Regions from separate parts of the Mus musculus genome. Here regions 1, 3, 4, 5, 6 and 7 are each linked to region 2. A link is a loop called in an ENCODE intact Hi-C map of the cell type or tissue named here. Cell type or tissue: heart. All regions are shown on one strand.

The links. A loop is a pair of places that touch in the nucleus more often than their neighbours do. Peaks named below come from ENCODE experiments on the same cell type or tissue, not always from the same donor. Only the 100,000 strongest peaks of a DNase experiment are listed, where the experiment ranks them.
Region 1: a loop joins it to region 2, with 2.9 times the contacts of the local background. A loop is called at or near these places in 2 of 42 quality-filtered maps.
Region 3: it touches region 2 in a loop (3-fold over the local background); 2 of 42 quality-filtered maps call a loop at or near these places.
Region 4: it touches region 2 in a loop (2.8-fold over the local background); 2 of 42 quality-filtered maps call a loop at or near these places.
Region 5: it touches region 2 in a loop (12-fold over the local background); 28 of 42 quality-filtered maps call a loop at or near these places.
Region 6: it touches region 2 in a loop (11-fold over the local background); 28 of 42 quality-filtered maps call a loop at or near these places.
Region 7: it touches region 2 in a loop (9-fold over the local background); 32 of 42 quality-filtered maps call a loop at or near these places.

What each region holds. Positions count from the first base shown.
Region 1 is chr16:86,473,495-86,477,494 of GRCm38, forward strand. No RefSeq gene overlaps it. Among named protein-coding and RNA genes, the nearest start is that of Gm32357, 240 kb to the left of the region's middle. In heart, a CTCF peak has its summit at 1,852 (motif pointing left); no DNase peak of the experiment used is centred here.
Region 2 is chr16:85,805,736-85,809,735 of GRCm38, forward strand. No RefSeq gene overlaps it. Among named protein-coding and RNA genes, the nearest start is that of Adamts1, 4.6 kb to the left of the region's middle. In heart, CTCF peaks have their summits at 1,509 (motif pointing right) and 2,114 (motif pointing right); a DNase peak (open chromatin) is centred at 2,086; H3K27ac peaks cover 567 bases.
Region 3 is chr16:85,170,091-85,174,090 of GRCm38, forward strand. It overlaps App (amyloid beta (A4) precursor protein), which reads right to left and starts at 3,617. Exons shown (of 18, transcript NM_001198823.1): 1 at 3,412-3,617. The coding sequence starts at 3,468. In heart, CTCF peaks have their summits at 2,061 and 2,915; DNase peaks (open chromatin) are centred at 2,081, 2,501, 3,051 and 3,731; H3K4me3 peaks cover 3,166 bases; H3K27ac peaks cover 2,257 bases.
Region 4 is chr16:86,251,111-86,255,110 of GRCm38, forward strand. All of the region lies in intron 3 of Gm32357 (a long non-coding RNA gene), which reads left to right. Among named protein-coding and RNA genes, the nearest start is that of Gm32357, 17 kb to the left of the region's middle. In heart, no CTCF peak of the experiment used is centred here; a DNase peak (open chromatin) is centred at 1,751.
Region 5 is chr16:86,880,472-86,884,471 of GRCm38, forward strand. No RefSeq gene overlaps it. Among named protein-coding and RNA genes, the nearest start is that of Gm32624, 66 kb to the left of the region's middle. In heart, CTCF peaks have their summits at 1,311 and 2,244 (motif pointing left); a DNase peak (open chromatin) is centred at 3,560; H3K27ac peaks cover 378 bases.
Region 6 is chr16:86,643,511-86,647,510 of GRCm38, forward strand. No RefSeq gene overlaps it. Among named protein-coding and RNA genes, the nearest start is that of Gm32461, 160 kb to the right of the region's middle. In heart, a CTCF peak has its summit at 1,517; no DNase peak of the experiment used is centred here; H3K27ac peaks cover 564 bases.
Region 7 is chr16:86,417,711-86,421,710 of GRCm38, forward strand. No RefSeq gene overlaps it. Among named protein-coding and RNA genes, the nearest start is that of Gm32357, 180 kb to the left of the region's middle. In heart, a CTCF peak has its summit at 1,938 (motif pointing left); no DNase peak of the experiment used is centred here.

The DNA of each region.
Region 1 (4,000 bases), 670 kb after region 2:
CCGCCCCTTTCTTGCAGGCTCCTCCTGCCCACTGACATCATCTCAGCAGCTGTCCCTGGCAGCCAGCACCCAGTGGCCTCCAGGTCATGGTAAAACAGCAGAGCCTTTTTCCACAGAAAGAAAAGACCTGTGTGTGTGCCACAAGCACTTTACCACATGCTCGATTTGGTTGAGAAAACAGATTAAAAAAAAATCATAGACATTTTTCCTTACTTTTTAGGGTGAATATTTCCTCAACATTGAATAAGATTTAAGAAAGTAGATTCTTGATGTGTTTCTTCATTCAAAGGATTAAAAAAAAATCTCTCAAACATTTTCATAGACAACAGTTATCTCAAAAAGACAACAATGAAGAAAATATTTCCTGGAGAAATATTTTCATGAAAATTCAGGAAGCAATTGTTCAAAGAAACTGGCAATGGCAGGATTGGGGGAAGTGTTCCTTCGGCAGAGTGCTTAGAACTAACCTGAGGAACTGAGTCCCATCACCTGAATACTTGTAAGAACTCTGAGCCAGGGGAGGCATGTTTAAAACTCTAGCACTGGAAAGGATAAAGCAAATGAGTGCCTTGGCCTCTCTAGCCAGCCAGCTTAGCTTAATGAGATGAATCTCATGAGGAACTTGCCTCAAAAGGAAATGAGGGACCATGAGGAATACTCAGAGAGAGAGAGAGAGAGGGAGGGAGAGAGAGAGAGAGAGGGAGAGAGAGAGAGAGAGAGAGAGAGAGAGAGAGAGAGAGAGAGAGAGGAAAGGGAGGGAGGGAGGAAGAAAGGGAGATGCATGGGAAACAAAGCATGATATTTTGTTCAGGTGATTCTGAATAACTGTGTTTACGTTTATGTCACCAACATTCATCATTACCCTTCTTTAGTAGTTTGAATGAAATTAAACTGATTTCTTTTACCCTGGAAACCACTATTAAATATGATACATTCTATCTCGTGTGAGGCTATGCTAGTGCCTAGAAAATACAGAAGTGGATGCTCACAGTCATCTTTTGGATAGAACACAGGGCCCCCAATAAAGGATCTAGAGAATGTACCCAAGGAGCTAGAGGGGTCTGCAACTATATAGGTGGAACAACAATATGAACTAACCAGTAACCCCCGGAGCTAGTTGCAGAGGATAGCTTAGTAGGCCATCAATGAGAAGAGAGGTCCTTGTTCTTGCAAAGATTATATGCCCCAGTACAGGGGAATGCCAAGGCCAGGAAGTATGAGTGGGTGGGTGAGAGAGCAGGGTGGATGGAGGGTATAGGGGACTTTCAAAGAGGAAACTAGGAAAGGGGAGAGCATTTGAAATGTAAATGAAGAAAATGTCTAATAAAAATATGATACATTCTAATCCATTTAAGGTATTTTAATAAAATAATGTATCTGAAATTTTACATGGTTTGTCCTCCGTTAAAGCCTTATAAGCATCTCTCACTCACTTTGATGATACAGATACAAATGATGATGTCATTTGTCCCTGACGTTACTCATTCTAGGGGAGAGTATTTATTCCAGTCCTTTCTCCCCTGCATCCAGAGTCTAATTTACTGAAGGTAAAGCTTTCTCTTTTGATTTTTATTTGTAGAGAAGAAAAGCCTGATATATGGGGACTACTTCACAAAATAGAGTGTCAAGAGATTTCAAGTAGATGGGAGAGTTGGTTGGTATTAAAAGTCCCAGTTGGGAAGACAGGGTTTGAGAGGCAGTGGACAAAGGATGGCATAAGCTTGAGGCAGTAAACTCCACAGGCCATACTGGAACCACTGCCCATGTTAGCTAGGGATGCAAGATGTACCTAGAAGGCAAACACACTTTCTAGATCTAGGGTATTAGGGAATGGACAGCAACGCTGCCATCTGCTGGGTAGATAGATTTTCCTCTGTCAAGTCTGTCTTGTGTAAACACAGCCATGGTAAAGAGTTAGTGTTAGTGTCTCTAAAGCATCTGACAGAACCTGACATGGGAGACTTGCTGTGCCTCTGTTGTCTGTCATCTCAATGGGATGTTCAGACCAGTGTTTGTGCCCCTCAGTACCCAAATCTGCCATCTTACTACATCATAAAAGAGCCAAAATAAATGCCTGAAAATTAAAGATGAGCATTCACTGGGAAAGGTGGCTTTAACCTATGGAGATGTTTGACAGTGCCAAGGTGGAGCTCCTGGGAAGCCTCAAGGAACACAATTATTCGAATGAATTTTGATATAATAATATACTTTTCTTATTAAATAACAAGAAAATATAATTTGATATAAGTATAATTAATAATAATATATAAAACAAAATATTGAATGTGCATTTGCCGTGAAAACATAGGTATTTATTCACTATGAATTCTGAGTATTCTGTACTCAGCATTTTTTTCTGCATCATTGAGGGTATGCTTTTTTTTTTAATGTATGTGGACACACATGTATATAGAGGGGCATATGCATGTGTATGTATGTGTGCATGCACATGGATATGTAAGCCTAACACTGATATTGGCTGTCTTTCTATATCACTCCATCTTACTCATTGAGCATGGTCTCTTACTGAACCCATAGCAACATAGGTCCTGTTCATCTACCTATCAAGCTTGCCCAGTACTCCCTGCTCTCTGCATCCTGAAAGCTGTGGTCACCACAGTGGTACAATTTTTACATAGGTGGTGGAAATCCAAAACCTGGACTTCCTGTAACTAGCACTTTATCCATTGAGTCATTCCCCTACACAGGTATTTTTTTAATATTTACATCTATCTATCTATCTATCTATCTATCTATCTATCTATCTATCTATCTATCTATCATGTGTGCGCGTGTGTGTCTGTGTGTGTGTGTGTGTGTGTGTGTGTGTGTGTGTGTGTGTGTGTGTGTGTGTAATGTATATGGATGCCTACAGAGGCCTGAAGAAGATGATGGAAACCTGAATGCAAAGTTGCAATTGTTTGTGAACTGACTAACATGGGTTCTGAGAACTGAACTCAGGAAACCTAGAAGATCAGGAAGTGCTTATAATCACTCAGCAGGCTTTTGTTCAATAGAAACTTATGCTCAACACATTGAGCAGGCTGTTTTGATTTGCCTGTCTTGGTGGCACGTGTCTCCAGTTACACTTTTATGTATAGATTTTTTTTTAAGTCACCGTTAACTTTTCTCTATTAAAAACTAGCAAGATAACTGTGTTTCAATTCATTTTCATATTTATTTCCAATAAATAAAAAAGAAAATGTTTTCAGGACCCCTTTCCTCTTACTCATTTGTCGCTTCCAGTTATAATATTCAGAGGTGGGGAGAAAGCTTAGTTTTCCTGTAACTTTCTGTACAATGTTAGATTGGTATCTATGAGAGGCCTGTCCTTTTCTAAAGAGAAGTGGAGATGAAGTGGATGAGGGAAGGAAGATGGTGGAGGAGGGATGGGGAGGACAGAGGGAGAGGAAACTATGGTTGGGATGTAATATATGAGAGAAGAGTATACATTTTTTAAAGCAGGCATTTGTCAAGTAAGACAAACTAAACACATAAATCAACACAGCACTGACCGCTATCTAAATTACTGCCTACAGTCTCCTCTCATGGGCCATCTTTACTTTAGGCAAGTTGGTTTATGCATGATGCTAACCTAGCTTTCCAAAAGCTTACTCTAGAATACAGTCTAATAGGCAGTCTGGAGCTGGAGTCCTGTAATTATTTGTAAAATTGTTACAAGCTCCCGCCAGCCTCTGATAAATAAAGGAACTGGTGTTGTTTTCTCAGACCTCCTTTGGAGCATCAGCATAATCCTACCCCTGGAAGGTTTCAGTTCTCCCTGTATTGAAACCTCCTTGGGGAAACATCTAAGAAAACCTAGTTCATCAATTCAGATGTTGATGTTTATCTGCCCAGAGTGACCACTGTCATTTCATGGTGAGCCTATAAAGGGAGCAGACAGTTGAAAGTAACAGATCTTTCAGAACCCACTACTGTGAATGCTGACAGATTCTATTGCAGGGGGTGAATGTCACATGAGTCTCATCTCATATGAAGC
Region 2 (4,000 bases):
ATTCTCTGGGTTTCTCTCCAGATTTCTGTTCTTTTGCATAATGGCTCCAATCTGTTGTGCACCTGTAGTTCTGGGAAATGATTCTTTTTTAATCGCTTCAACAGAGACATGAGTATTGGAGTTGCCAATTACTAAACTGAAAAAAAAATAGTGCACATTCAGAAGAGTCTCTAATCCACTTTTAAAACAATTAAGATCAGCATTGTGTGTTTGGCACACAAGCCTATAACACATACCCATCTGTATAAGCAAAATGTAAATTGAAAGAAAATATCTGAATGAAAAAGCAAGATCTTAGGGGTTCCATTTACTGACCAGAGAGACAATGGTGAAACACTGGGTTGTTGTAGTAACTTGCATAGTGTTACACTTATAAAACCCTTGCTCCTGGATTTGTGTCGGCAACTCGAAATCCCTATGCTCTGCTAACATCTGTCCCTTGTACTTCTGGTTTTCTTCCTATAGAGTGTATTTCTTCATAGATGAGCTTGCAGAAACACCAGCTTAACGCGTCTTAAGAGGAAGACTTCAAGAAGTTATTTATTTGGGAACTTACTGAGATGACCTGAACTCATTCATCTCAAAATACAAAATTCAAGCTTATAAAAGAAGACTTGTTTTTTTTTTTTTTTTTTTTTTTTTTTTTTTACACACTGAGTCCCCAAGGGAGGGAAAAAAAAAAAGTAGAGTTTGAAGTAAAAGAAGTGGGTATCAACTGTGAACGTCAATGAGTTTCTTCCATGTTTGCGTGTCTCAAGGATCCACAGGTTAAAGACACAGAATAATTCTCGTGAAGTCTTTATCAAAGAGAGCACTCTCCAGGCAGCCATGGAGGTGAGGAAGTCTGGTAATATGGAGGCGCTATTAGGATTCTTTGAGTGTAAATATCACCTACAGTAACAGCTAATGAGCACATTTCATAAGCATGGAAGGCTTTTGATTTGTAACTCCTACTACATGCTCTGCCAATTAGAAATGCAAAAGCCGTCTGGCGTTAGTCTCCCTTTGGAGTACATAGGAACAAATGTCAACGCTGGAGCAATGAATATTTTTTATCTAAATGGAGATTTCAGAAAGAAAACATCCATTTTAAGCAGGTTGTGAGTTTAATAAACATCAAAGTCTGAAAAATTATTAATTCCATTTGGACATAGGGTATCTACCAACCCCAAATTTGTACACTGGAAGATCTGAGAGAAGTATAATCTTTCTAATTTATTTTCCTGAAAAATATAGCAGAGGGGAGCCTTAAAGTGGCTCATTAACTTGTTCAAGATGATTCAGTATGAAACTGGGGATCTCAGAAATAAACTACCACAGTCATAATTTTTAATAAAATATCTCTTGGTATTTTAATATAAATCTTTGGTAAGTAAATATATTATCAGACTTGTGACTTATGTTCTTTTTACAATTATTAATTTTATTTTATTAGAAAAAGGAATTTTATATTAGAAAAAAAATTCCACCTTAAAAGGGTCACCAGCTTCAGTACCTCTTGCTTAGCCCACAAGGTGGCGATAGTCTACAACAAATGGTATTTGGTTTTCTTTTCCAGTTAAACTAGGAATTTGCAAAAGTTTTATGTCTTTCCAACGATATGTAACAGATTTCTCTTACCATTTTAAGGAATCTGTAAACCAATTTTTAAATATTTCAATATTACTTGTATTTACACATTTTCAAGCCCGCAGCTAATTTTTAAGCATGTGATTTTGTTAGCTTAATCCAAATACTATTAGGATATTTTAAAAACGAGAATTATCTTTGGCTGCTTTTATTTGTCACAGTTGAGAGCTCAGTGCAACTCAAATGGAGAAAGAAATCACAGACGTGCAATCTATTGAGAGAATTACAGCATCATTGATTCATTTGCTATGCATGGTTTTTGTTTTGGTGTGTGTGTGTGTGTGTGTGTGTGTGTGTGTGTGTGCGTGTGTGTGAATTGCTACTTGACACTTGGAACTGGCTTTAATTGCTTTTCCAGGTTTAAGGTATTTCCCTTGGCCACAACAAAAAGTTAAAAAGGATGAGGGAAAAAAAAAAGTTTGGTAGTGGAGTGGGGGCGGGGCAGGGTGAGGAAAATGTTCAACCACCAGGGGGCAACAAAAGACAAATTTTAAAATAGATTTAGCCAGACAGTTTTTTTTTTTCTTCTTCAGTGTGTGATCATCCCAAATGTAAGTGACTTCCCAATACAATGTGATTTAAAAGCCATATTTTGAAGATGTGTTATTGCTTAAGGTAAAGTATAGTAGCACAATTTCATGAGTTTAATGAATACTGGAGTTAAAAGCATATTATCTTAGTCATCAGGAGGCACGCACGACTTTGAAGAAGGACGTTTGAACTACCACCAACAAGCATGCAGTTTGTTGATGAGTAGGCAGAGATCGGAGGTATCCCCCAGCTTCTATTACAGCCAGAAGATGAGAGCCAGGTTTCCAAAAGTGTTGGGAGTGAGATTTGCTCCTGACTTTACTGTAAACCTGTAAGGCCCTGTACCGGACGACGACTTGTGATTTGCCAGTACTCCTTCCTACTGACAACTGGTAGTTAAATTTAGAACTGAGATGGCCCATGACAATGCATCAGGGCTGAGAAATGGAGACTTCTCTGAGTCCCTGACACTCAGCTGTCTGCAAAGTCCTATGCTGTTTCCCAGTCTTCCCCTCCCACAGCATTTTCCAAACATACACAGATCAGGGGATGCATATGCTCACGTCTGGAAAGATTAACAGAGCCATGTCCACGTATAGGGATGAGTCTGTTCTCTGCCCTTGTTGCCGACCGGATTGGAGATTGAGATAAATCTGAGTTTGAATTCTGATGTTCTGAATTTGTCACCTCCTTACTTTATGACCTTAAGAGATCTAGGACTGTCACTGGGCCCCAGACTCCTTGTATGAAAAAATCGACGATGGCAAACCTTGCAAAGACTGAAGGTAACAGATTGAAGGTAATCAACAGGAGAGGCTGCTAATGTGGGAAACATTAGATATTGAATGCAGTAAAGAAGGAGCTAAGAACACAGTTGGGAGTCCTCAGACTGTAGTGACTTCATTCTGACTAAGCATTTCTCTTGATGCCATATACCATCTCAAGGAATAGTGCCCAGAGAAAAAAGCCCATTTTTTAAATATTGCATCTACTTGACACATAATGATTGTGCGTGTTTTGAGGATGCAGTGTGATGTCTCAGCCTATGCATTTTGTTGTATCAAGCATTTAGCTTTATTTTCACGTCACACATTTAGCCTGAAAAGATCAGAAGAATGGAGATAATTCAGAGCTCATGGAGAAAACTGCACGTAGTCAAATAGCCGTAACCTCAGCCTTTGGAGGTAGAGAGTGAAGGGATGCTGGGGCTTGCTGGTCACTTCCCATCTCCAGATTTAGTGAAGAAACACTTTCTCAAGAGGATAATGTGAGGAAGGAATTTGGGAAGCCTAACATCATCCCATGGTCTCCATCAAGCACATAGCAACAAGCAACAAGGCACACATATATGCAAACACACACACACACACACACACACTCACACACACGTGCATGCACACTACATTCACATAAACATATGTACACACTTACAATGAAAACTACTTTTAAAAAGGGTATACAATTGTAAATAGGTAGGTGACGTTAATGTGTGCTGGTAGGGCCTCTCAGAGGACAGCCATGCTAGGCTCCTGTCTGTAAGTACATCATAGCATCACTAACAGTGTCAGGCCTTGGAGCCTTCCCTTGAGATGGATCCCAAGTTGGGCTGGTCATTGAATGGCCTTTCCTTCAGTCTCTTGTCCATTTTTGTTTCTGCAGTTTTTTTTTTTTTTAAACAGGAACAATTCTGGATCAGAAAATTTAACTGTAGGTTAGTAACCTAGTCTTTCTTTCTACTGGAGGTGGACTCTGGAGTTCCATCTATCCACTGTTGGGCATTTGTCAGTAAGATTTTTTTGTGAGGAGCGGGTGTGGCAGCAGTCCCAAGATGGCGCCCGGG
Region 3 (4,000 bases), 640 kb before region 2:
CCTGGCTGGAGACTTTCACCCAGGAAACATCCCAGGATTATCGTGTTCTCTTGTTCCTTTACTCTTTTTAATTCTAGGTCTTTATCCTGCTACACTTTCTGAGTACCCCACTTTCTGTGTCCTTTCTTTTTTTTCTTTGCCTAATCTGTACTTTCTTTTTTGGTACGCAACACTCCTATTTTATAATTATGTGCATGCTTTATTCACCCTGCATACTTCTGTACCCAGTGTGGGAGAAGGCAATAAAATATATACAGTCAAGTAAACATGAGCTTGATATTTAAAGTATGTTTGTGCAGGTCCATCTTGACATAAAAGGCAGAGATTAGAAAAGAAATGTATTAGTCAAAGATGCCCTGTAAATCCCACGACAACACCTCTGCAAAAATAACGCATAATATTTTATTAAGCACCTTCTTCACGTCTATATGCAGGATGACTGACAGATAATCTTTAACACAGAGATATAGAAAATTGGCGTGTCATAAACAGTAAACTAAAAACTTAAAAACCTTAGCCGTAAAAGTAACTTCACCTTCCTTCAAACCAGTAGCCCATTGATCCTATTTTTCTCCTATTTAATCTTAAATCTTGAATTTTCCAGTTTAGTTTTGTGATCCTGTATATACCTTTTCATTTCCTCGGTTCCATCTTTTAATTGCTTGCAGCCTTACAAGTGTAATGAGGGACGCTATCCCTTGGGGGTGATAAGAAAGAAGCATTTATAGTCTGCCAGTATCATGGCTTCCCACTGACAAGCAGTAACCGGTGACTCCCGATGGATCCCTGTCAAAAAAAGAATGTCAGCTTCGCTGTTCTATGAGTAGGCTTCTACCATCAGAGAGGCACTACCGGGCAGCAGTCGCAGACAGTGAAGGAGCCACCACTACCGAGGCAAGTTGATAGTTATCAGCTCTATACAAGCAAACAAGATGAGTCCATCACGGTTTGCTAAACGCATGCCTCTGTTCAACATACCAGGAAAATAAAACCAAACCAGGAAATGCCGACGCCCTGGAAGACGAGGCCCCAGCATCAGTACCCTGGAGGCCCCAGCATCAGCACCCTCGAGACCCCAGCATCAGTACCCTCATGGCCCCATCATCAGCACCCTCCATCACACGGGTTCTTTTTGCAGAGCCACCTGCAGCAGACGGATTTTCTGTGATTTACAAAACGCAGCCAACTCATAATTCTGTGGCTTCAGTGGACGCAGAACTGCAAAGTGTGTCAAACCTCATCAGGATGAATTACCTATCCTTCCAGTGACTCACCAAAGGCACGAATGTAGTGCTCCCAGTAACCCTTTAAAGGTGATGATAACTGCAGGAGCATCTCCAAATGTTCGGCAGAAAAAGGATATGCAATCGCACAAGCCAAAACATAAATCCAGTTCATCTTGGCCTACACTGTGACTCTTTTTATACAAGTTAAAAAAAATGCTCAAGAAAAGTAAAATGCTCCAAAAATTAAAGTTATTCCTTTAATTACTTAGTCGTGTTTCTGCACAGCAAAACAATTAGAAAAACCGAATGACTATACAATTAAATTCTTAGGTCGTCAGAGAAATCAGAATTCCCTTGATTAAATGGCTTTGAAAAAAAAAAATGGAACACTAAATTCTTAAGACTCTTCGAAGACCTGTTTTAACCAGTCTGAGGTGACTTACAGATTCTGAAGCCACTTGTGGGTTAAAAAAAAAAAAAAAATTCAGAGGGGCTAAAAGTTCAATGACCTTGTAAATTAAGAGCTAAAAAAAATTAAATAAATAAAAACTCATACTAGTGTGATAGCCTAGCCAATCCCCACAAAATTGCAGGAAAACACTCGCCCGGAAATTGCTTTTTGGGAAAATTCCTATGAGGTAGAGGGGAAAGAGGAGGACGACGAGGAAGGGCTATTAGCAAATGCTTAGATGGTGAAGAGGGTACAAATGAAGAGAAATAAAACCAGCTGCCACGCAAACAACTTCCAGGCATCTCTGGATAAAAAGGAAAACAAGCCTTGTGCTGCATGCTGGAGAGTTGGATGAATGGGGAAGACTTGTTATACACCTAGTGGTGGGTGGATTTCACAGGCTGCAGCCTCCACACAGCTTTTCTTTGCTGCACTGCAGAGGCGCCATCTTCTCCGTCTTAATCTTCACCCTATTCAATCCTTTTATCTGCACCCCTTTTTTTTTTTTTTTAAAAAAAAAAGGAACCCTGAGGACCCTCCCCAGCATCCTGTGTCCCCCCCAGGGTGACTAAGCTAGAGTTCCCAAATCTGCCCCATAGGAGGCCGCACCTTAATCAGACAAACGCCTCCTTTGATGCCCTGGAGCCTCAGCCTCCCCACCACCAGGCACTGCCCTTCCCAGACGCACGCCTCACTCCCGGCTCGCTCTCTCTCTCTCTCTCTCTCTCTCTCTCTCTCTCTCTCTCTCTCTCTCTCTCTCTCTCTCTCTCAGGACTTTGCAGTCCCTCACAGGATTGCCAGTAGGTGGTGGTGATGCGGGGGTGGGAGACCGCGGGGCCCTAGCAGCACCTCTAGGCCCTCGGGGGCAGACGCGCAGCTCGGGGAAAGGAACGGCGGTGGCGCACCAACTACCAGGGCTCCGCCACCGCGCCCTGGACGGCGAGGGCGGGGTGTCGCGGCTTTTGTTCCCGGGGACCTTCTCAGACTCAGGGAGAAACTGGAGGTGCACTGAAGAGTCCTGGACGTCCAGGTTGAGGGACGGTGCCGGGTGGCCGCACTTTCCGATCCCTCCCATCACTTGGAACTTACACAAAAGGGAGACACGAAAATGCACAAAGTTTGCAAAAGGAAGGCGGCGGTGCGCGACCCCGCACCGACTCGGGAGAGGGTCGCTGCGCAGGCAGCCGCCGCCCGCGGCCGCCAGGAGCAAAGCCCAGCTTCGCAGTCAAGACAGGCGGGGGTGGGAAGGGAGTGTGAGCCAGGCGCTCCCCAGCATCCAGAGCTGCCCCCATTCCAACCCAGGACCCCAAGGAAGGGGAAGGGCGGCGATTTCCTCGCAGGGCACTGAATCCTGAGACGCTACGCTTTCGGTTTTCCACACGTGTCCCTTCCCCCTCGAACTGGGTGTCTCTCGCATCCCGGAGTCCAGCTCTCAACGCAGGGAGGAGTCAGGGTCTGCGTTCAGGCTCGTCCCCTCGCCTTCCAGCCCTAGGCTGGCACGGATATGGGGACCCCAGCGCCCTAACCCATTCCCTCTTCATCGCTCGGGCAGCGCGTCCCCGGGCAGGGTTGGGCCAGAGCCGCCGAAGCGCAGGGCGCCCGCAGGCGGGGGCGGCGAGGAGCGGTCTACCCGTGACAGCCCCCCACGTCTCGAGATTCAAGCTCCTCGGTGGGGAGGATCGCGTCCTCCCGGCGCCCGCCTCCCCAGTCTCGTTCCCAAGGCGCGGCACCCACCTCCAGAGCCCGAACCGTCCAGGCGGCCAGCAGGAGCAGTGCCAAGCTGGGCAGCATCGTGATCCTGCGTGGGCCACCGAGTGCTCCGTGTGCGAGTGGAAGATCCGCCGCGCCCTGGCTGTGTCCGCGCCGCCGCCGCCGTCTCCGGTGGCCCCGCGCTCGCTCTGCTCCCGGTGCTCTCGCCTCCCGCCGCCGAGGAAACTGACAGAGCTGGAGCGAGGCGGCGGGGCTCGCAGCCGGCAGAGTCAGCTGATCCCGCCCACCCGGCTCGCCACCCGACAGAGACCCCTAGCGGAGCCTCGGGGAGCTGCGCCCGAGCGCAGCGGGAGGCGACCCAGAGCCCACAGGTGCGGCGTCTTGGGCTAAGGGGAGCCGCGCTCCCGATGGGGTCTGGGAACCAAGTTGGGGAGTGATCTGGGTCAGGGAGAGGACCCCGCAATCGGGAGAAGGTGAACCGTAGGACGTTAAGGTTCCAGGGAAGTCGGGAGCGCTCTCGGCTCGTCCCCGCGCGAGCTTGAGTCACCCGACCCCGCAGGCCTCTCCCAAATGTGGTTGAGGAGCTAAGGCTGCGATGCGTGCATTTTTATCC
Region 4 (4,000 bases), 450 kb after region 2:
TAGTTAGAGCAATCTTTCCACAGATCTATTCTTCTACCTTGCCCTCCTCTCCTCATACATCCCGCGTTCATTCTGTTCCCAAAGTATTTAACCCTTCTTTATAAACTTCCCTCAATTTCTTCATAGCACTATATACGATTTCTCCCGCCTTGGGAGCTTCCTTTCTTTTTTCTGCTCCCTTGTTAGCTACCTAACCTCTGTGGGTATTCTAAAGGGAATATGCTTATTTAAAGCGAAATGAAAATTTGAAACTTGCAGGTAACTAAATGGAGCTGGAAACAACTATTCTGAGAGAAGTAACAGAGATTCGGAAAGATAAACATTGCATGTTTCCTTTTACATATAAATGCTTGTTTGTTAAAGAAAAAAAAACATTAAGTTAAAAAAGGAGTGATTCAATTTTATATTGTTTTCATTCCCTGAATATATAAACTTGTCATTTAGCCAGAAGAGAAATAAAGTCTTGGAAGAAGGTAGCATATTAAGGATAATAAAATCATGCATCGCCTTATAACAGGTTACATTTAACAAATGTATTGTTAGGGAAAGTGGTGAATGTAAGAAGATAAGAAAGAATTTCTACACAAAGTTAGTAATTACAGTATTATGAGATGATGATGGTGATGATGATGATTGATTGATTGATTTATTGATGCAATGAATCCTTAAGCTTAAGGACCTACTTTCATATATGTTTTCTGGTATTACACGAAACATATCTCTATGGTCAATGGTCATGGTAGGATTTACTTTGGAGCATAAGGGGCCGGGTTTGCTCTGCTTTGTGTCTTTGAAGTTGTGCTTGATCGCTTGTATGTCACCAGTCCTCAGTGCTAAGCTTGTGTCTGTGCATGTATGTATGTCAATATTCAACTCTGTCCTATTAGATTGATAGGTTTCTGTAACAAATTAACACAGAATGTAAGCCTAAGGCCTAGACTACAGCCCAGGTGTCAGGAGTAGGGTGCTCATTACTTGAGGCAATGTGTGGAGTTGGGGGAGGGTGGATCATACCATTGGCCAGATCTTTATGGGTTCGATGGAAGGTTCACAATTTCTCATTTTATACGTTGGAAACTGGCCACATTGCCCCAGACTAATCTCAGTATTTATTTATGGCCACCTAAAACTTGCAAGAGAAAACGCTTGTTGAGGTTGAATTTCTGTCACATTGGGAGACCTGTGATTGCAATTTTTTGGCATTAGCTAGATTAAATTCTCATCTTGAGAAGAATATGATTACATTGGCTTTACTCAGATAATGTATATATTTTTTAAAATCAATCACAGGCTAACATCTACCAAGTCTCTTTTTTCCATGTACCATACACTTTTCAGACGTTCAAGAATTCTTACATGGATATTTCATATTTTAGGTAGACAATTATTTACCCTCTCCTCTCCTTTTTCTACTCTATCTCATCATAAATGGGAGCCTGGCAACTAAGTGATGGAAATTTTGTTATCCATTTAAATTTTGTTTGATATCTTCTTGCTATACTCACCAAATCAAGTAATCATGTTGTTGATGAGACAGTTCTGTGTGCATGTAAGTATCTGGTTCTAAGCCTGGTCTATGGGAGGGAGGCACATTTTCAATCCAGCTTTTTTTTTTTTTCCAGAGGAACCATTCACATCCTGTCTCTTATCAACCAGCCTGAAGTCCCTGAGACCTAGTTAGGGCTGTCATTCTAAGGGAGGGGTAGAGGAAAGAGAGATAAGAACACAGGGGAGGTACCAACAGAGGAAGGAAGCTGGATACATTCCTTTGTAAACCCAGCATGTGGGAAACAGCTGGGAGCTTGAATTTAACCTTTGTCATCCCTGGAACTGGAAAAGCACATCTAGTTCACACAGATACTGTTCCCAAATGGAACTTTTATAAATTTATGGCAATAAAAAACATTAAAAAGTGCTTCATAATGAGGTACACAATTAGTTATTGTACAGCTCACCCTACTAACACTCATTCTATTATCATGTGCTAAGTAAGAAACCCTTAGAATGCCAGATGACCTTTAAGAAGGAAAAATGTCTCCCAAGAAGAAAAAGAAAAGACTGAGCTGTATCTGAGAAGAGAAACGCTCATTTATGTATTTCTACTGCATCATCGACATAAAGGAGAAGACAGCATCTGAGTGCATATAACACACTCCTATAAACTGTATTTGTCAATAAAGTATGTGGAGACCTGAAAAACAGATGCTCATTTACCTATGAAATTATACTTATACAATGTGGAGGTAGCATATTTATTCATAAAGTAGACCAGCTCTGCTAGAAACAATGTGCACAGATACTAAAACATGGTCCTTAAATTTATTTCATCTTGCCCCAGGCAGAAGCACTCAGAAATTAATGTTTACTAAGCTTGTAAAATTCAACTCTAGAAAATAGCTAGTAAAATTGAAATCTGTACTGAGAGAAAATGTGTGTGTTCAGGGTGGGGTGACCCTTATGGTATGTAAAGTATGTTAGTCAAGTTTTTCTTTTACAAAATTATATCAGAATTTCCTGTATAAGATTTCATGTATTTTTAATGGAACCTCTTATCTTATGTGAGAGAAAATCTTAAGAATGAAAGCACAGTGTTGAGATTGCTGGAAGATTTACATAGAAAACAGCAAGATGGCAAAGATAAACATAAAACTTTATTTCATAAACCATTGAAAACTTCATGATGAAGATAAACATATGACATTAGCAATATTCAGATCACCACATTTTTTAAAATACCATATTTGGTAAATAACATTTATTTGCCTACTATCATTAAATGTCTTCTCTTAGAATAGTTTCTATTGTAGTAAATTTCCATAAAGAGTTAAAAAGGTAATACTTTGTAATGAGATTACAATATTCCTACTAGACACGACTAGCTAACAAATAAAAACTCCCAGGACTGGGAATGGGTTAAATTCTTCAGAATCATTGACCAGTGAGGTCCTTTAGACCACTAGACATAAAGGCTATTGCCATGTTCTTAGTTATTCTCCAGATTGTGACACAATGACACTATTACTGATAGCATAGCATGCTTGAGTCACAGAATACAAAAACCGAAGCTGGTATTCAAATCAAAGTTTTCTTCCTACTGTCTAAGTTCATAGTTCTAACTGGGAAAAAATAAAGAGAAAAGCAAAAAAAGGAAAGGAAAGGGGAAGGGGAAGGGGAAGGGGAAGGGGAAGGGGAGGGGAAGAAAGGGAGAGGGGAAGAAAGGGAGAGGGGAAGAAAGGGGAAGGGGAAGGAGGGGAAGGGGAAGAAGGGAAAGAGGGGGAAGAAGGGGAAGAAGGGGAAGGGGAAGGGAAAAAGGAAAAAGAAAAGAAAAAAATATGCTACCAGAGGAGCAAAATAACTATCAGGTCTATACATATTGCACATATGTGAACGATGCAAGTCACAATTATGAGTCTCTCAAGAAATGCCTACTGGTCCCATGGAAGCATAAATATCCTTAGAGTCACTAATCACTTTCTGATTCCCTTTAAGGCCCTTTTCACATATTGAAGCTCAAACTTGGAATCGTTATTGGGATCAAGAACCCATTTCAAAACACATTGCAATTTCCGGAAAAGAAGTCACTATTTTTACTCTGCTAAATGGACTCCTAACTACTTATTATAATGATAGATTAGCTCATCTCTTAACACTCACTCTTGAAGTTCTTTTTTTGTACTTGATTATGATCAAAACAGAGACCTACAACCTGCCAAGTCGAAAAGACTTAACCATAGTCAAGTGTTTAGCCCTTAATCAACCCCCTCCTCCAAGGCTAGCTTCCATATTTCCTGAAGGCATTATGAAGGCAACGGAGGAAGAAAGTTAGTCAGTCTTACGCTGCTGTGAACACAGTGCTTAAAATAAGAACTATTTTGGCAAAACATACAGATCTGTCCAACAGTGTCATGAACATGATTGTGATTATCAGCCATTTTCTGGTTGGATTTAAGGCCTGTTTCACGGATAGATGCAGATGCTTAGTAAGGTAAATCTGTGTAAG
Region 5 (4,000 bases), 1.1 Mb after region 2:
CAGTAGGCTTTCTTCCAGGATCCATGACCTGGATAGTTCCCTAGATTTTCGGTACCAGGCACTATATATTCTAAATCTAACTTAACAGAAGTTGGTTACCACCAAGACATGCGTGCCAATGCTGTATCTTTAGGGATAGCTTGACATGGTGGTTCAGTTTATGGTTCATAGGTATCAGAGCTGGATAGGGCTACTAATTCCTTCCCTCCCTTGGTAAGTTGCATAGGACTTTCTTATGCTAAGGAAACTCATCCACAGGAAGAAGGACATCAGGTTACATGCAGTTAGAAGCATCTGGGTCCCATAGCCTAGGGATGCTGCCTTCTGTAACTTCAACCTCTGGGATGCATCCCAGGGCAACACCAACTGCCTCCATTATTTTGGGAGTCACCTGGACTATCCCACAAATATCTTGAAAGGAGGTTTCTTGTGACTGGCTCTGGAGATTTTGTCAGATACTTTGTCAGAAATGCAGTAGTCATGTTAATAGTATCGAAGTCTTTTGGTCAGCTACTGGATATTTGTCTTTTTGTAAGTATTCACAATGGAAGATGAATGACAGTTGTTTACAGCCATTCAACAGCACGAGTTATTTTTTTCCAAGTTTTACTAGTCTCTAGATACCTTTTCTGACAAGCTTTACAATTTCAAACAAGTAAATATTTTATATGTGGCAGGGCTTCATAAAAACTTTTATTACCCTAACACTTTCAGATAAACTTAGGTAAACATTCTTGTGTCGTGCTTACAAAAATAATGAAAACGGACCTCAGCTTACATATTTTTATATACTGTCAATGTTAGTATTCAGCCTTCACAATGATATTTTCCCCTGGCCATAGGTACTATGTTTTATTATAGATATTTATTTTATTTTAGGAAAGCTGATGTTAACATAGTTTAGCCTTCACATAAAAGCTCAAATGAAGTAGTGCTCCAAATGATGTCTGTTAGAAATTTAAATGTTAAAGCAATTTCAAAACTTTTCTTAACAAGCAGATTCACTGCTAAATCACAAGACAGGTTCATTAAAAGACGATTAGTAATTTATAAAATATATAGTAACAATAAAAATAGTCACTAAAACTTCTATATTTTTTAATTGTGGTAAAAACTGGCATAGTAGGGTTTTCTTAATATGCATTCTTTGCTTCCTAACACTTGAAATTGTCGTAAAATTTAGAGAACATGTAGGATTTCCCCAATTCTTATTAGTACATGCTAGCTACTTTTTAGTAACTTTTCTAAATTTTGAGCACCCTGAGTTAAAAGGTTTTGAAAAGTCATTCTGCCACCTTGCGTTCCGTACTGTCAAGGCAGTTTTGTGCTTCTGGGAAACCACGGGAAATTTTCTGCCAACAGGGAAGTCTTAATTCTGAATCAGAATTCTAGAATCATCCTGGACTCCTCTGCCTGTATTATTGTTTCCAAGTTTTCATGAACCTATCACAGATATTTGTAACTCAATATATTCTTATGCCAGAGTACGGATTCAATTCTCATTATTTTTACTAAGATTTTGAAAGACAAATAACAAAACTTTAATTGAAACCATATGTGATTCTGTAAAAAAAAAAATGTTTTCTTACATATTCTTAACTGAATGACTAATTGATACATGAAAGTATACATATTGTATACTTTTTTAATGAAATATAAACAAAGAAAAACAAGCTTATATTTTAAATACTTCTTTTGTGTAAGTGGTGAACAACTTGTGTGTGTGTGTGTGTGTGTGTGTGTGTGTGTGTGTGTGGTGTGGTGTGTTTTGAACTCAGAAAACTAGAAAAAGCAAAACTCCAAAATTCCATAAAAGAAAAGAAAATAATACAAAAACCCAATGATAACAAAGGATTGTTGTAAATCAAGTTGAACATCAATAAATAGCCTCTCAAACCTACTTTATTGTGAGAACACAGTATGTAGTCTCAAGGCTATTGATGCAGGGCATCTTCATAATGGTTGACCTTGCTTTCTTAGGCATTTCTTTCCTTGATACGGAGACTCCTGAACTTTTTGTATTTCATTCTGTTCTTGAAAGTCATTGAAGGACTACATCAGAAATGTATAGATATGACAGTTGGGGTTGTAGGGAAAAGGTGGTTACGGTACTAGTCATAATCTTAAAGGGCCTTTTCCCTCCTCTTTCAGGGGGACTTTTAACTTACCACAAAATAACTGATTTGTGTGACTACAATCCCTCTGAGGAAATGATCAATGTGAACGGTGTGCTACTGCCATCTTGTGTCCGAAAAGAGTCCCTCAGTTTCTGTAGCATGCTAGTTGGAGTGAGGAATTCAGAAATGTTCTGAAACTAGCCTTCAGGCTTTTGCAGTAGAATGTAGGAGGGAGAACTTTAGGCTGTGGGTCTCACGAAGCAGCTGTTAAACCCAGAACGCATGACATTCTTGAAGCTGCCAGGGTGTGCATGACTTAACCTGCTCCCCTCGGACTTTTACTCTGAGATGATACTTTTAAAGTTTCGAGCAAAAATTGGAAGTCAGAGAAAGCAACAGATGAAGGCAAGAGAATAACACTTTATCACTAGAAACTACATGGAATTTTCAAATGTTAGAGCCATAACATTTTTCTCTAAGTCTTAGTGTATTAATCCAATATAGTCAGTCAATGCTTCAAAACTTGGGGTGCTTGAATTTAGAAAAAAAATCTTAAAGCCATCAACACTTTCAAAATCCTTTAATTCATTACATTACATCAAAAGAATTCTCAGCATTATGACTGTTAAATATCAGGCCAAGTTGCTGAGAGGATTTCACTATTGTACATAAATATCCAAAAGATGACCTTAGTACTTAGCTATTCTCAAAATCTACGCAATGTAAGAACAATCATGAATATTAGAAAGAGCACAGGAGTGACCCAGTGCTAATCTGCCAACCCAGCATGAACTTTCAGCATCCTCAAAACGCCAAGTACATCAAAGAGAATTCCTCACTCTGGAGAAATAAATGTGTCCTGAATCTCAGTGGAGAGACCAAGTATCACACTACTTCATCACCCAGAACTGAATCTACAAAATTATCTCAGCTATAGAAGCAACACCAGGTATTATGGGAGTATGTCCAGTCATCCCGTAACTTCTGTGACTGAAGGAATCTGAAGTAATCTTTTGGCTGAGAACTGGTCTTGGCTTTGCATTTGAAATCATAGGCAGTGATAGGCTGGTTTTCAGGCCAGGCACCGCCCACTGATGGATGCTTCTGCCTGGCTGCAAGCTGATCATCTGCAGATGGAGAATTGGGTCTCTGTTATCATCATTTCTTTTATCTGAAATCAATCTACTCTTGTTTTTAGACTTTGATCCTATAGTCAGCCTCCTATAAGACAGGCTTTGCCAGCACATCTATACAAAGATGAACTGCTAATGGGAGCCTCAGCTAAAATAACATGCACGGGTTTCCAGGCTGACTGTGACCCATCGATCCTTCCCTTAGCAAACATGTCTGACGTCAGGACCCCTGTACCTGTGCAAGTCCTTGCCAGAGAGGAGGCTAACAGGCAGAGCTGGCATGGACGTTAGGCTGCATTGTTCTAGTCTTGCCCATCTGATATTCCCGTCTGAGAGGAAGAGCTGTAGGAACTGATATAACTTTGGAAAGCCATACTTCCTTCCACTTCATGGTTCTTGACCAATGAAAACAAAGCACCACCAGCGGCAACACCAGATTTGCTTAGAAATCACAATAACAGACTAAAGCATACAGAGTTTTTCTTGTGGACATTGCCAGCACATTACCCAGCCAAGTCCACCCTTCTCTGAGAAATCGGTAAATTTCCCTCAGTGCTCAGAAGATGACAGTGAATCCCATGACTTTTAAAGCTTTATAAACGCAGTCTTGCTTTATATTATTGACAGCGAAATTAACTGCATTGCTTCATAACCTTTGAGAAGAGAATTTAGAAATGTTAGATATCCCTTTAGAAATTTTAAACACAAAATTTCTCATATAAAAATACTTTCTTATCTACAAATACCATA
Region 6 (4,000 bases), 840 kb after region 2:
TCTTATAGTCTTTACTGTATAGTCTTTCTCTCTTACACAATGTTCATTGGGCCTCTGAGTGGGTATAGACATCCCAGTTATGAATAATCCTTTAACCATCATTTATTTTCAGCACTCTGGCCAGTTATGGGTCTTTGCTGCTAATCATTACCCACTGAAAATACATCACCTTATCCAAAGATGATGGCAGCACTAATCTCTGGGAATAAACATAATTATTTAGAATGATATTTGGAGGGGAAAATCATGTCCACTTAGCACAAAAACAACAGCAGTTTTGTTTTGTTTTGTTTTGTTTTTTCTACTATAGACTATAAGCTCTTTAGCTTAGATAGAAATTTCCCCAGCTGCCTTTATAGCATCCTTTGGTACTATGATGGGCTAGCCAAAGAGGAAGAAATTTCCAGCTCAGATCCAGCCTGTGTTCTCTATATCCTATGACAAATGCACGTGATGTCTAGAACAAGAGGGTGTTAGTATGTGTTTCCAGTGATCAGCCACAACAGTAGCCATTGCTGGTATTGTCCTGAGGTTCTCTGGGGCTTCCCCATGCAAAACTTATAAACTTATAGTTTCAATAGTAAACTATGGCTTCAAAACTTTGGACTCAAGAAAAAGCCACAAGAAAACCTGACCCTTGGTAAGCTAATTACAACGTAATATTAAAAAGCAATATACCCTATATGGTTAGATGAATCTGGTATGCAGCACAGCTTAACAAACACTTCCTAACACATAACAAGTGAGTCAAACTTCCTTTTTATCCTTTGAAGTTATGTTCAAAGATCCTCCTTGTCTAGAGTCTCATTTTCTTTCTTCCTGAAGAACTAGCAATCTTTTAGGACTAACCTTACATTTCATTTTGTTTATAAGTTCACATTCCATTGCTAAATTCTGTTTTCTAATCTACTTCCATAACTATGTCATACAGCAGTTTCATCATGATGGAAGCATAATTGAAGCAATTAATATGATTGGCTGAACACCTACAATATGTCAAGAACTCTTCCAAATGACCTATGTCCAGTGCTTCACTGAATTTTCACAATCACTCCATTTTAGTTGTTCACAGTTAACTCAGAGAACTTAAGTGTTATACCAGATTTACTCATTTAGCACATGGCCAACACAATTTTTCATCCAAATGCTTCCTGGGTCCAAATCTTTAAAAATAATTCTAGGACACCTTCATTCTAGTTGTTTGAATTCCGTTTCTTACCATATAATACTACATTTCTATATTTGGAAAACTTTCAGATTGTTTTAACTCCAGAATCTGCATTTTTCATGTTTTTGAAATAGCTTTTTGTAACCTTGAAGATGAGTCTTTTATATTTGCCAAAAGTGTTTGCAAACATCAAATATAACATGAGACAAAGCATTACTGTTCTGCACCTTTAATAGCAACCAGACATTTCCCCAGACTACCTTAAATGTTGAAGTTACAGAACTGGTCATGATTAATGTAATAAGCAGCCAAGATGGTTTACTTTATGATCTCTGCATGACATCTAGTGGTTGGAGTTGGAATATTTACGGAAATGATCTTGTGCCAGAAAGTCCATGTTAGTTGAGAGTCCTCAGTCTCAACATAAAAGGAAGAGTGACACACAGCTCTCTCACTTCTGAAGTCTGGAAAGAGGGAACTCTTGATCATTTATATTTCTCACTCCATGTGTCAGAGCACAGCAATCTGTCTTTGTGTTAAGCAATCGCTGCTCACTGGGGCTTGTGAAACTTTATTTGCCTGTAGTTAGTACTCACTTCTGATGGCTGTGACTCTGGTAATCATTATCACATGCAAAAATGAACAAATCCTTTTGGTTCTGTTTCTTCGACTCTGTGCCACAACAAACCCTCTGTGGCTACAAAGAAGCTTTATATAACCTGCATGCACACAATAACATCACTGGCTTTATTGTTTTAGATTTTTAAAAAAGTGTTATGTACATCTGTTTTGATCTTTCTAAAATGTTATAAACAAGCAATTTCTAGATTTTGAGTCATAAGCATGCCCTTTGTTTTTCATCCTCTGATATAAGATTTGGAAAGAGCTTCCAGTAACTTTGAGTCAGCTTACATGACTGACAATACAAAGTGGCACATGACATGCTTGTGTCCAAGTGATTGGCACACCAGAGCTGGGAGAAGCAGGCAAGGACCTGAAGTCCAACAGTCAAAGACAAGGTCCCAGAGAATGAGTGACTGGAAACAAGCTGTTGCCCTTGAACCTGTGTTCCTACAGAGGGATCTGAGGCTGCCCATCACACCATCTTCTAGTTCCTTCGTCCATAAAACAGAATGTCATTTACCTCAGTTTCATGTGATGAAAACCACCCTAGCATGTGTAAAATTAAGAGTCATTCTAATTAGAAATAGAGAAAGAAGTATTCAGATCAAAAACTGTCCCTGGGTATTCACAAATGGATGCAGGCCAACAGAGAAAATACGTGACAACCAGAGCAGAGAAAATACGTCACAACATGCCGCAGAGAATCTGAAAAGCACTCATAGGTGTTTTCTGTGAAGTCTGGAAATTATCATAAACACTACTTTTTAGAATTTTTCCATCAGAGTTTTTATCTAGAGTTTTGAAAACATTGTTTATGTAATATGTGTGACCTAGTGAATATATATATATATATATATATATATATATATATATATATATATATATATATATGTATATACACACTATCTGTTTGCAGGAGTCTTTGAGGGGAGAGGGGAACCTTGGATCCTCTAGAGTCAGAGTTGGCATAGGTGCTAGGTACCAAATCCAACTGGGTCCTCTGCAGGCGTTTAAGTGCTCATAAGTTCTGAGCCATCTCTCCAGTCCCCTAACTGAGCTTGGAAGTTCATGTGATTTATTATCCTTATTTTCTTTGTGATTGTATGTGGAGCACATGCCTTAACACACACGAAGAGGTCAGAGGACAGCTTGTTGAGTTGGGTCTCTCTTCTTCCCACCCTGTGAGCCCCTGGCATCAAAGTCAAGTTATCAGTCTTGGCAGCAAGAACCATCTCACTATGCCTAAACACCATCTTTTAATGTTCTGTTATTCCTAAATATTCTTTTTTACTGTGACATAAGCAAAATTATGCATTATGTTTCTCAAATTCAGGGTTTTTTTCACTATAAACAAAAACCAACACTATGATAGTACTAGAAACATGTTAACTTTGCAATGGGAAACATATATACAATAATTATTTAGTACTTCAAAGTCTATTGCTAGAGATTATGGTATCAGCAAACATGAAATTCACCTCTGGGATAAAGAGTAAAAGAAGCAATCCCTCTGCAGAGGCTCAAAGAAGACTTTTGTTGAAGAGGTGAGTTTCCCATGCATGGTCTTTGAAGTGGGTTCTTGTTAAATCTAGGGACCTCGTGATGAATGAACTAGAAGAGAGACTGCTGACAGATCAGAATACTACAGTGGTGGTTTTGTCCTTTGGTTTGAGAAAGTTGATGATTATTAAGCTCCCTGCCTAACAGGCTTTGTTCCTAACCCAAGATTCTCCACCCTAAAGAGACAAATAGTAAAGGCATTTGAGGTTGCCACTTAAATAGACTCTCTCCTAGCCTTCCATGTGTGGTGCTTTTTTTTTTTTTTACCCCGATAATGTATATTTTAGTCACTGAAATTACTTATGGGAATGGATCTGGTGTTTCTGCAGGTTTGAACATAAAAGAATAGACAGGCAAACAGATGGAATCACATATGGGTGTTCATGGATCCGATTCAGGAGGGCTCAACTTTTGCCTTCTTGGGATTATTTAGTTTTAAAAGGCAGTCTCTGCCTGCCTCTCTGTTATTTATCAGCATGAGATAGCTGACCGATTTAAGTGCTGATCTTAAGCAAGGTTGGCACGTCCACCCTTGATATTTAACAGACCTGAACTGAACAAAGCACACACAGTTTGACTCATTTTAAATACTTGGTCACTTTTTAACTCCATGTAAACTCTTTGGTTAAACCTTATTTCAAACGGTGA
Region 7 (4,000 bases), 610 kb after region 2:
TAATTCATCATGACTACCTTTGTGTGGGCAGACTACAGACATTACCATTATCTAGTTTCTGAGTAATTTTTTTTCACCTTCAAAAGAAACTCCCCACTGCCCTTCCCCCTTTCCTTCTTTCAAGCCAGAGGCAACCTTAATCCATCCCCATCTCTAGGATTTCCCTCTTCTGGAGATTTTATACAAAAGTAGAAGACACTAAAAGTAATTTGAATGGATTCTTTAAAGTGAAAGTTTCTCAAGACTTATCTAGGACATAGTATGAATTACTATTCATTTACTTTTAATGCTGCAAAATATTCTATCTTATAAACATAAAGGATTTTATTATTTATTGGTAGATAAAAGCAGCTTCCCTAGAAATACTTTATCCATCTCACATACATGAAATTACAGGCACACACATAAAGTTCCTGTGGGGTTGTATGCTTATGGACTTTGGCTATATATCTTGGGATGAGTCTTCTGGACTCATGCAATCTCTATGTTTCCTACTTTGAAGAAATGCTGAGCTTTCTGTTCATTTGTTTTGTTTTGTTTTTTAAGTATGACTGCCCTGCCTCAATATACTGTGGTCCAAGAGATTGTTACAGCATGCTGACCGTTATTAGCAGTGGGCAATGGGCCCTGAAGTCCTTGTAGCTTCCCTATTTACCATTGAAATGGCAGTTGGCAATGCACTAGAACCATGATCTGTGGTTCAGTGCCCAAGTTCACTCCTGATCTTAGTGGGGAAAGGTAAGTGGTCAAACTCCATCTTGTCTCTTGCTAACTGGCTTGAGATTTTGGAACTACTTGAATGTTACATCTTATGCTAACCTCACTTTCAAGGCCTGAGAACAGCGACCATTAAACAAAGCAAAAAAAAAAAAAATTTTTTACAGACAAACCCTTCTTATATAAGCAGTTATGCCTAATTGTACTCAAGAGAACATATCTTGGTTTTAGAATGTTTTGATTCGAATTGGTTTACACTGGAACTAGGCCTACTCCCTACCATTGCAAGCATCACTTGAAAGTTCAGCTGCAGTTTCCAACACCTGAGTCATCTTCTGTAGCCATCCCTCTGTGCACTGCAGAAGTAAGTATTCTAGGCATCATAGTTTCCTTTACCTTGTGAGAAACATGGAAAAGGATTCCTTTAAAGTGTTGTTAAGGTACCAAATAAGGATGTATTAGATCATGGGAACATGCTGAGTTTTCATAGTCTTAGTCATAGCAAAGAGACATGCCCCAAATGTCTTCTTATGGGAAGTTGTTACCTAGTGCAATTTGACTTGAAGCCACGGAAGGAATTAGATGATTAATGCAAGAAAATGTGTGAGGCATAGGTTCCAACGTGTGATTCACCTTGCTGCAGAACCTCTGAAATAGTGGAGAAATTTGGTGTGAAATTAACCTGTTAGTATAAACATAGATCATCTTTCTCCACTATATAACATCTGAGTATAAAAAGGAACATTAATTTAATGCAGAAAATATCCCTTTAAGCACAGAACGTAGGTTGTGTAGACAACCAAATGTCCGTGGCTTCCTAGCCAATCTGTCAAGCTGAATTGACAAACCTCAGGTTCAGTGAGAAGCCCTGTCTAAAAAATTGGATAGAGAGACATTGAGAAGATGTCTAATGTTTTCACCTGGCCCCCTAAAGCTCAGAAGCTCATGGACACTCCTACATAGCTGCATGCACCCACACATAGCTTTGCACATTCATACTAACAAATGCGCACACGTGCAGTTATTCGTTGATTTGTATTAATATGGGATTACTGTGAAATCAAGAAAAAGTATTTTTCATACAGAACTTAAACTCTGTTCAAATCATATCTCAAATGTTTGAACGAGGTTTGAAATGACGTGTTAGATATTTAATTTGTAATAAATTGTGCTGTGATTTTAAGTTAAGGACTCATGGACGTTTATAGTCCAAGGTTTCCCCCTGGTGGCCACCTTGTCAACAACATACCAGGATAGAAGACGGAGAGGTGCTTTCTTGAAGCACTGCTTTAGCAACCCTATAGGTGGAACAACAATATGAACTAACCAGTACCCCCAGAGCTCCTGTCTCTAGCTGCATATGTAGGAGAAGATGGCCTAGTCGGCCATCATTGGGAAGAGAGGCCCCTTGGTCTTGCAAACTTTATATGCCCCAGTACAGGGGAACGCCAGGGCCAAGAAGTGGGAGTGGGTGGGTAGGGGAGCAGAGAGGGGGGAATATAGGGAAATAAAGGGAGGTTATAAGGAACTAAAGAAAATATCTAATAACAAAAGAAAAGAAAATGAAAACACAGAGGTTTCGTCCTATAGAACCTGAGTACTGGGATTTTTTTAAGAGAAAACACTACATTTCTTTGTTGGTTGTTGTTGTAAATATATTTATTCATATAATTAATTATATATCATATACTGTTTTGCTATGAAAATCTAAAGACCTTCCATTTTCATAAATTTTGAATTTAAAAATACTTTTATTTTTATGATCACACTTACTATACTTTTTTTTTTTTTCACTTAAGCAGAATTACTAATGCATGGCCTCATATCAAATCCTTAAACCGATGGTCAACAAGGTGTTCACCATTTCTTTTATGTTTTCAAAATGCATATGGCAACTGACATTCTATCTCAATCTAATCCATGATCTGTGGTTCTGAGTAACACGATGTCTTTTGTGCTTTAACTTAATAATATTAATGTGAGTCATGTTTACACTGTTTGCTGAGATATGTGTGCTGGTCAGACTAGGTACAACTCTCAGAGACTCATTTGTTTAAATGCTTGGCCCATAGGGAGTGCCACTATTAGGAGTATGGCCTATGGTTGCTGGAGGAAGTATGTTCACTGTGAGGGTAAGCTTCGAGGTTTCCTATGCTCAAGCTATGCCCAATGGGGCAGACAGTCCCCTGCTGCTGCCTGCAGATAAAGATGTAGAACTCTCAACTCCTTCTCCAGCCCCATGTCTGCCCGATGTTGCCATCCTTCTGACTGTGCTGATAATGGTCTAAACCTCTGAAACTTTAAGCCATCACCACTTAAATGTTTTTTTCTTTAAAAGAGTTGCCATAGTCATATTATCTCTTCACATCAATGGAACGTCTATGACACAACTTAAGTTCTGTACTTGTGTGACAAAATGAATTAACAAACATTATAATTATTTTAAAACAGAGCCTTGGTTATGATGTCATTTGGAAATGATAAAGGTTTTTAAAGGTCTGCTCCAAAGCACTTAATAAGCTATGAACTTCCTATGAACTTCCTTGTCACAGAACAAGCATTTGAAAGAAAGAATTTTGATGTTTGAACTTTTAGGAGCTTGACTAAAAACCCTGGTAAGATGATCAAAATGAAACACATTCATTTGCTCAAGGATATTACCACTTGCTCCCTTTGAAAATGACAGAATACTGCCACTAACATCAAGTAGTATAATCAGAGAAGAGTATAACAAAACTGTCTCTTCACTATTGTCTACATAGAAAAACTTCATATTCATACTCATTCTTTTTTAGTAAAATTGATATCCAATCATTCTCAGAAAAGGAAACAACATGTAAAACAATGTTTTCTCTTAACCACCGCAACAGTTTTGGATTTGGTGTCTGCAAACATGATGGATCCCCAGGTGGGCATTCCATGGTTGGTCCTTCTTCCAGTCTCTATTCCTTTTTTTTTTTTTTTTTTTTTTGTCCCTGTTCTTCTTTTGGATGGGAACATTTCCTGCTTAAAAAATTTGAGATGGAGCAGGCATGGTGGCACATGCCTTTAATCCTAGCACTCGGGAGGTAGAGGCAGGCAGATTTCAGAGTGAGAGGCCAGCCTGGTCTACAGAGTGAGTTCCAGGACAGCCAGGGCTGCACAGAGAAACCCTGTCTCAAAAACAAACAAACAAACAAACAAACAAACAAAAAATTTGAGATGGGTGGCCCCATCTGTGGACCAGGGGTCGTGCCAATTTACTGGAAATGGTTCCTTGGAAGGTCCTGCCAGCAACTGACCA